Regions from separate parts of the Mus musculus genome. Here region 2 is linked to region 1. The links are chromatin loops, found by intact Hi-C in ENCODE. Cell type or tissue: heart. All regions are shown on one strand. Links, peaks and the distances in the headings refer to the core of each region. The heading gives the core; the rest is flanking DNA.

Region 1 (4,388 bases), core at 81-4,080:
CCTTCAGCCTTCTCACCTGGAAAATGGGCATCTTACCATTCGCCACACTTTGAAAAGTTCGCTGACTCGTGGGTGTGAAAGGACCTGCTTAAAGCCAAGTTCCACACAGGACAGGAGCTAATAGTGTTTCCCAAGTCTTCCTGGCATCCTCCCCAGCTTTCAAGGAGAGTCCAAAAGAAAAAGCCTGGCATTTCTCTTTTTCCTCAGATGGCTTTACCCCTTCCTTTCTAGGTCCAGTTCTTTACCCTAGAAAAGTATGGAATTCCAGAAAGGAGAGGCGACTGCTCAGAATAGCATTCTAGAGGGCATTCTGTTGTCTATTACATCTAGCAATCCTTTATTTTCCAGGTGGAGATCCATTCTCCTCTGTGGGGTTCTGGTCAAAAGCAGTTGGGGACAAAGCTACTAGAGAGCCCAGGAAAGTGCCTGAAAACCCCCCTCCATCCCCTCCACATCCTGGACCTATGTGTGTCTTGGAAGGGCAGCTTTGGGATGACTGGAGGGGGTGGGGACAGAGCTATTTCATTTCCTTCTGGAAAGTCACCTGGGCAAGCCTGTCCATGGTCCCTGGCTCCTGCATCCTTGTGTGTGAGAACATCTGTTTTCCCTGCCTTGTTTAGCCATAATCTCTTATTTGAAGGCAGCTGATGGAGAAAGAAACGATGACATCCCTCCCCCTTTGATTATTTCTTTGCTTTCAATGATGAATCACCAGAGCTGTGTGTGCTGAGGATTGACGAGATTCAATGATGGCATTAAAGCCCTATGCCCCTGGTGTGTCTCCCAGAGTAGTGTGGCATTCTGGACTGAAACGTTGGCTTCCAGAAATCCAGAAACTCACAGGCAATGCATCTTTCCTGCAAGTCACTCGGCGCAGCAGAAGCCATGATCCGGGAGAGATGCTCTCTCCAGAGTTCGTACCACCCCCTAAGTCTGTCCTTTGAGCAGTAAGGCTGACAGTAATGCTCAAGCCCTCTTCATACCATCCAGGCTTCCATCAATTCTATGCGGATTCTACTGCTTCACCTCAAGAGAAGAGCTCGGTTGCTCCGTGAAAGATGAAGTCCGTGAGTGTCTGGTGGCAGGACATGTCACCATAGCCCCAACGCTGCCCCTTAGTCTTGTGGATTTGCATTTAGTGAGATACTCTTCACCTGCACAATAATCAAGGACCCACCCCCGTTCTTCCCCGTCGCAAGGGGGCATACATCTAGGAGAGCTGAACCTGGCAACCCAAGTTCTTCCCGACCCCATTCAGTCAGGGTCACTACAAGTCCATTCCTTTAAGTCACAGTGATTAAGCAACGATATCCGGGTACTTAGTCATGGAGCTGTGTTCGCCTTGCGCAGTAACTAGCTATCTCCCTTGCCTAGATAGTCCCCGTCACCACGTCCTTGTTAGAGTGTATCCTATCCATTCCTCCTTGCTCCCTTTAGAAGAAAGCCTGGCTCCCAGAGAAGGGGAAATTCCAGTGAGGGTGAATTGAGTTGAAGCCGATGGGGACAGGTGGGAAGCAAGGTCAAGTCCCATGAACCTCCTCAGAGGTTCTCCTCTGGTTCAGACTGAGATTGGTGGCAGTGGTCTGCAACCCCTTGCACTCTCAGGGAGCTCAGAGGGCATCGCGCCTTCTCGAATCCCTCGCCACTAGGCGCCGCTGCACACACGCGGATCGCGGCCCTGGGCATCCCTGCCTACTCCGCGAGAGAACTCTGGGGACAACGCCAGAAAGGGATTTACCGTGATAATTTTAAAAAATGTTTTTAAGGTCTTAATTCTCTTTTTTCGTTTTCCCACAGCCGCTGTAGCTTTCAGAGGCCGGGGAGACTGGGATCACAATTACAGAGTTGGAGAAACTTCGCAGCCAGAGCTAGAGTGGGCCTTCTCAGGACATCTGACACAAGCCTGAGGGCCACTGGTGGTATACAGTGAGGTTCACTACTCTGGGACACTACAGGGTCCAAACACCAGCCTAGCAATGACGAAAATGTACAGAACACTAAAAATGAGCTAAGCTCACCCAACCTCAACAACTTCTAACACATTTATTCAGACATTTGTGATACACATCTAGTTGTCCCAGGAAGTTCTATCCGTTAGAGTTGCTTGATGCTATCCACCCACCCAAGATAGCTCTGGGGCCTAGCAACCCCACAAGCAGAGTTGAGGGCACTGCTTCTCTGTAAACAGAGGCTTTGCAGGATACTCAAAGCCCATGGTTATCACAGATCCTCAGAGATCACTACCCTTTGATACCTGTAGAGATTCAAGAATCCAGCACCTCCTACGGGAAGCACAGAGGAACACGGCAGGCAGGGGTGAGGTTACTGTGGATGCCTTTTTACAGCATTATTGTTCGGTCTGTGATGCCCTGGCTGGAGGCACATAATAACAGCAACATCCACGAGAGGAGCTGGCTTTTATTAAGGTTCCATATGTGCTAGACACTGTCTGAACAGTTTGCTTTGCCAATCTCTTGCAACAATCCCAAATGCTATTTATTGTATTATTGTTTATTCCCATTTGGAGGAAGAGGAAAAAGAATCAAAGAGGATAGCTTAGCTTGCCCAAGGTCACACAGTAAAGCTACCAATGTACTGGGGGTGGGGTAGTTTTATTAGGTATAACTACAAATAGTAAAATTCACACTTCGTACTGTACAGCTTTGAAAACGGGGTCTGTAATTACCTTTACTCCACTAAATAACTGTTTGATCATACGGCCATACAGAAACTCAATGGCCACTGCTCCTGTCTGCTTTCTAGACTGTACGGGCTGCATTTTTACATATGACAAAATGAGGTCAGGAGAGACTGAGGTGTTGACGCTGGTCTTTCAGTAAGAGACAAATGCATTATTAGAACATTCACATGTGTCTTCTAGTCCTCTGCAAAAACCATGGTGCCCAATCCCCCAGTGACTTGGAGTGCACACTGGGCAAAGAGAATCAGCCCAGCTGTGTGTACAGGTACTTAACCAAACAGTGGCTTCTTGGGTCCTTAAGGAACCTAGGACTAGAATTCTGCTAGGCCATCTATGAGCTCTGGGTCTCAAGCTGGACTTGAATGCCCGGAGCCCTGGTGCGCCTCTGCTGGTCAGTGTGGTTAATAAGTTACTCTCTAGTTAATTCCTCTACACGCTGAGGAGACCAGATTCTTCCGGGGCACCTCTGGGCTGGGAGCATGAATTAGCATAGATTATTTGGCATCTATGGCTTCTGCACCCAGCCTGACTCACCGGAAACCCGCTTTTCTTCTTCAGTGGAGGTTGAGCGAGAAGGGGCAGAGCCTCCTTGGGTTCATGTACTTGACTGCCAAATGCTCCTGCTGCTCTTGAGCACTGGCTACCTGCAGGGCACCCAGAGACCACCTCGGGTCGGCAATCTAATGGTAGAAGGGAACTTTGCAAGAGGCTGGTGGCTTGCTGAGGATCATGAAACTGGTGATATGCCCCTGCCTCATGCAAGAGACTGGAGGCCCTTGTCTGAAGCTAGGTGCTCATTCCCTCAAGACATTTCCCCAGTACACCCTGGTACAGAGAGGTGAGGGATCAAGTAAGTCCCACCAACATATGGGAGTTTCAATCAAATCTTCCAAACAGGTCTGGATTCCTTGCCGCTCAAAGTCAATGGCTGTGATACCCACAGCCAAGCGTACTAATGCTAATGATGCTAATGCTGGGGGAGGTATTTGGTTCTGAGTGAAGAGTTTAGTGGTCCTAATTTGTAGTCACAGCATTGCAGACCCATTCAAGACAAGACTCACCTTCTCACCCTCCTCCAGAGTATCTGCAGTGTGACCAAGTGGAAGCGTTTGTTTCTAGCGTTTGTTTCTAGAAGCCCTAGCTCCTCTGAATCTTGCTTGACTAGGCATGGCCCAAGACTTCCGCCCTTCTTTGGGCTCCAGTCTTCAGAGGCACAGCCTCTATTTCCACAACCCAGATGAAACTAGGGAGAGATTTCTCAGCTATATTTGGGGTCTGGTTCAGGAATGAGGAGAATGTGGCCTCAAATGCATACCCTTTTTTATAGGGCTGAATCTAATGCCCATAATCTCTGAACTTGCCCCCAAAAAGGGACAAAGAAAGAAGGCCATCTAGAATAGAAGGTGAAATGATCTGAAGTCTAAGGCAAGGGCAGATTTATACCACGAGGAGAGCAAAGCTGAGGTGGAAACACTTTTCTCAACTCCCATTCTACCTAGGGGCTCCCTTGAGCTTCTGCCTTCTCACATGAACGCTATACAAGAAACGCACACAACCTGAACAGCAGTAGAGGAAAAACAAAACAACAACAAAAAAATCAAAACAAAAAAAAAACCCCAAGAAACCAAACAGGAGACCTCTCCTTATTATTATTATTGCCGGGACTACCTGGAGCGTCCTAAGACCC
Region 2 (4,388 bases), core at 142-4,141, 280 kb before region 1:
TGTTTGGATAATATATCAGATCGTAATGGATGGTTTCTGTCCTTGTCCCCAATCAAGTAGGGGTTTAGCCAGTGAATAAACGGAAATGATTGGTCTTGCTTTCGGGAAACACAATCAAAGACCCACACTTCCAGAAAAACTTTTGACAAGATTCATCCTGAATTGCTAACACCATTAGCAGGCATTATTAACTTTCTCTTTGCCTTTGACCGTCCTGCTCACATACTGGCTAAAGGGGGGTTCCTCTAGACTCTCCAGATAGAGCCAGATGGGGGGGGGTTACCCCCTCAGTCCCTGTAGCTATAGAAAGCAGTTGCCTCTGGGTGGGGAAAGAAGGGGGGAGGAGAAAAGTTTCCCCCTAAAGTCTCTCCCCCACACTCCAAAAAAGCCAAGCTTTCTCCCCAAGCGACTCCTTAACACACCTCGACGTTGACAGCCATCTTAAACTGCCGCCCCTCTTCCTGTAGCCCCAGTTGGATTTTTTTCATGCCTGCACCTCCAGCGGCCCTGAGGCAGCCCATTCAAAGGGCAGCTTTGTACTCAGAGTGGGGGGGGGGGGGTAGAGGGAGGGAGGAATACGAGAGAGAGAGAGAGAGAGAGAGAGAGAGAGAGAGAGAGAGCAAAAAATCTCAACTGTGAGATCTGCTTCAAAAAAAAAGTTTCCCCCTAGCTATTTCATTGTCTTGCTACAATGTCTTTGAGAAAAGCAACAGCCAGTAATCCAATAACAGCATTGATTAGGCCACAATGATTCAATTCAAGCGCATGGCCTTGTGCAAGGAGCTTGCTCCAGCCCTTCTCGTCACCTTGCCGGGGCAGAAGCCCTCTCCACGCCGCTCTCCCCATTCATTCCTTTATGGGAAATGCGGAGCAAAAGGAGTGAAAGATGGCAATTATCTAATTGGACTATTAACAAACAGTCCTCTGAGTGCGGCGGTCTGGCGTGGCTCCTGGGCGGGGGAAGGGCCGTGTTCCCGGCCCTCATTCACAAAGAGTGCAGGGGCCGCGGAGGAAAGGGGGTTTTTAAAAGGGAGTGGGGGGGGGGAGGCGAGGAGAGGTGGGAGGTTTGGCTGAGAATTTTTCCACACAATTCCAAGAATGGGGCGGAGGCGGGCGGGGGAGGGGCGGGGGTCTGGGCGAGAGGGTGGGAGGCACAAAGTGAGTGGGGAGGACAGCGAGTGTGTGTGGCGGCCTCCGAGGGGCTCTGCGCCCGCCCCACAGTCCGGCTGTCACCTCCCGGCCACCACCGCGGTCCCTCGAGACTGCTGAACGTGGAGGGGGTGGGCCGAGCCGGGTAACAACGCTCCTCTCCAAGCCACCTCCGGCCGGTCTCTTAGGAGCAATCGCGTTTGGTCTGTTCCCAAGGTTTCTGTGGCACTCAGGCAGACCTTGGGGAGTTGACTTTATATGATTGGGGATACTTGGGGTGATTATGTTGAGTGATGTTCACTGAGCGGGGAGTATCCCGGGGACAGATTGAGAGCCCAAAGATATAGATCTCTGCGGGAGCTGTCCTCAGGCGGGACGCCTCTGTGAGACCCGGCCCGCAAGTGCCTAGAACTTCTACCCCACAGGAACGCAAGGAAGCGGAAAGAAGAAAAGGGTCTCTCCTTGGCGAGCTAGCCGGCCGACTGGAGAAGTGCGGTACGCCCACTGCCTTGGCCCCAACGACTACACCTGTGAAGGAGGATTCCTGAGGCTTCGGATGGGTGCCCTTGCTGAGATCCGTCGGGAGTACTGCTCCGGGTGCAGGTCCGGAATTCCAGCCCAAACACACACACACACACACACACACACACACACACACACACACACACCAGGCGGTAGGCAGAACGGAATAACCTGCGTGAAGTGTCCGGACTCCTGCTTAGCGGCAAGTGGGAGTCCCCACTCTGACTTTAAAAACCTTGAAGAATTATTGAGACCCCAACAACAGTCCAGATAGAAATCGACCATCTTAGATGGTTCAGGCCCCTAGGCCTTGGGACTCTGCAGCCTCCTAGTTACCGGGAGGACACCTACTACACGAGAAGTCAAAGGCCTGGAAGGAAGTCTTTTTAAAAAATAAAAGTGGCCAGCTCACCATTTCAGATTTCTTGGGAGCTGGCCCTGCCCCTTCATTTGAACCCTGGAGCAGCTGATTGTTTGTTTTGAGCACTCCCATATTGGGTGTCTAAATACATTTAATATTCTTAACCCCTTTCTTGGGAAGGTAACATCCCAGTTTAGAGCTAAATGAGTAGAGGACTCAGTTCTTGTCAAATTACTTTCAATTACTTGTCCAAACCTCAGATTAGTGAATACAGAATTTGAACTTCTCTCTGGCTAACCTCAGAAGTCAGTATTCCAGGTCGGCTCTGACTTAGTTCCCAGCTACTCCCTGCTTTGAGTTTCCCGGGAATCCCCAAGGGATGCAGAGTGCTCAAAGAAACACATGGCTATGACCTTAATGTTAATACTAAAACATTTTGAGTATTTGACATTTGTTTTCACTTCATGCCCAAATGACATGAGATGGATGTAGAAACATAAAATCTTGCTTCTGGCCATGCTATTTATTACTAGCCAGGAGCATTTCCTAGAAGCATCATCCTGCACCGACCTGATTTGGGGTGAACAAAATCCAGTTCTCTGTGTCTTAAAGTTGTCTGATGACTGTCTGGGATCAAAGTTCAGGATTTCACATTTCTACTGGCTGGGGGCGAATCTTTCTAACAACTTTGTTGGAAAAATTGTACCGTTTAAAGTTGGGAGACTCTTAGTTCTGAGGGCAGAGACACACCACCATTCAATGCTTATTGAATCTACAAATGCTTTCTTGAGAAAGGAAGACATTGGGACTCTCTATCTGGTTTGATGATATAGAGATTTATCAAGGTCTGGAAATGTCAAAAGCGATGTAGCACCCAGGAGGTCTTCAGCGAAACACATGCAAGCTGTCTTCTACATGATCTAGAACAAACCAATCAGCTATGTGAACTCACTGGCTTTAATCAGAGCTGCATTTTGGAAGTACGAGAAAGACACTGTTGCCAGATGCCCATCTAGGCTCCAGGCACTTGACATAACAAAATTAAATAAAAGTCAATCATAACTACCAACTACACTTGCTTTTTGTTATGTATAGTGCTCTGTGCCTCCTACCTCCTTCTCTCCCCTTTTCTCTCTACTCTGACTCCTCTCTCTCTCTCTCTCTCTCTCTCTCTCTGGTTTAAAATTCTGCGGGCATCCATCCAGAAAAACCATGACAGGTTTCCCAGAGGACACAGTGGAGGATGGAAGCCCTGGATGGAAATTTCAGAAAAGCAGCTGCTGCTCCCAGCCAAATGAAAGCTGTGTGTCCATTGGCAAAAGAAAGGGGAGGGGGACCCGCTCAATTATTTGAATAATCTGCGACAAGCTTGTTCTGTGCAGCACACATGAGGACATAGGGCTGCTCCAGGTGAAAGTGTTTTACTCCCCTGCTTACATTCTTCTCCCTCCCAGTGCCCTTCCTGCCCCCACATGTCTGTCTGCAGGTGCAGAGAGACCCAGAATAGAACTGTAGAGCTGGAAGGATTTTTAGAGATCATCCATTCCAGAACCTTCATTTGACTTGACAGATGAGGAAAATGAGCCGAGAAAGACAAAGCAACTTATTAAGGATTAGACAACTAGTTAGCAAGTGGAGTGGGGCGGGGTGGGGGGGCCCTCTGGGCTGCAGTCCTGGTTCTCCCCACCCCAGACTCAAAGCTGCATTCTCATCTCTGTCCAAGCTTTGTAGAGTTGGCAAGAGAATGCACTCTTTGGGACAGGGTGAGATGATGCTGCAGAAATGAATTAAATATTCTTTGACCTGAGCCACGGGGATGCCTTTCATAGTCTGTGCCTCTGCCCATGTTCTCTCACTCAGTGCATTAGAAAGCAGGGTGAAGATGGTGCTGAGCACCCCTCGGCCCTTTTTATTTCCAGAAGAAATAGGAGGTAAAAGTTCACAGCATCAGAAAAGATGAGGCAAGCAGAAAGGAAGTCTTTCTGTGAGTAGGGTTCTCAATATAATTAACAACCAGGATAACTGGCATTTGCACAAACTTTCATCTGCAAAGTTGTGAGAGGTGAAGAAGAGCCTGATCGTGTCTAGTTACTAATGTTCCCATCCTGCAGGAAGTCATTGAGGTAATAGACTCATAGAAAAATAAATAGAAAAATAAATGAACCACAAATGGAGAATGTAACCCTCCATCCAGGTATTTCTGTCCTCTTTCCTCTTAAGGACCAGCCTTAAGTGTGCAGTAAGCCCAACTCTGGATTCGTTTATTTACATGTGAAGCAATTGGTTCCATTGAATTCCACTTCTTAGCCTTGCACATTGTATCAAGGAACTAAGTTTTGTCAGTAATGAATTAATA

Evidence for each region. A loop is a pair of places that touch in the nucleus more often than their neighbours do. Peaks named below come from ENCODE experiments on the same cell type or tissue, not always from the same donor. Only the 100,000 strongest peaks of a DNase experiment are listed, where the experiment ranks them.
Region 2: a loop joins it to region 1, with 5 times the contacts of the local background. A loop is called at or near these places in 7 of 42 quality-filtered maps.

The regions. Positions count from the first base shown.
Region 1 is chr19:59,452,740-59,457,127 of GRCm38, forward strand. It overlaps Emx2os. Among named protein-coding and RNA genes, the nearest start is that of Emx2, 3.8 kb to the right of the region's middle. In heart, for the core only: CTCF peaks have their summits at 1,644 and 3,082; a DNase peak (open chromatin) is centred at 1,662; H3K27me3 peaks cover 4,000 bases.
Region 2 is chr19:59,170,494-59,174,881 of GRCm38, forward strand. 4930442E04Rik (RIKEN cDNA 4930442E04 gene) reads left to right here and starts at 1,288. Exons shown (of 2, transcript NR_167767.1): 1 at 1,288-1,752; 2 at 2,866-3,101. In heart, for the core only: no CTCF peak of the experiment used is centred there; no DNase peak of the experiment used is centred there; H3K4me3 peaks cover 980 bases; H3K27me3 peaks cover 4,000 bases.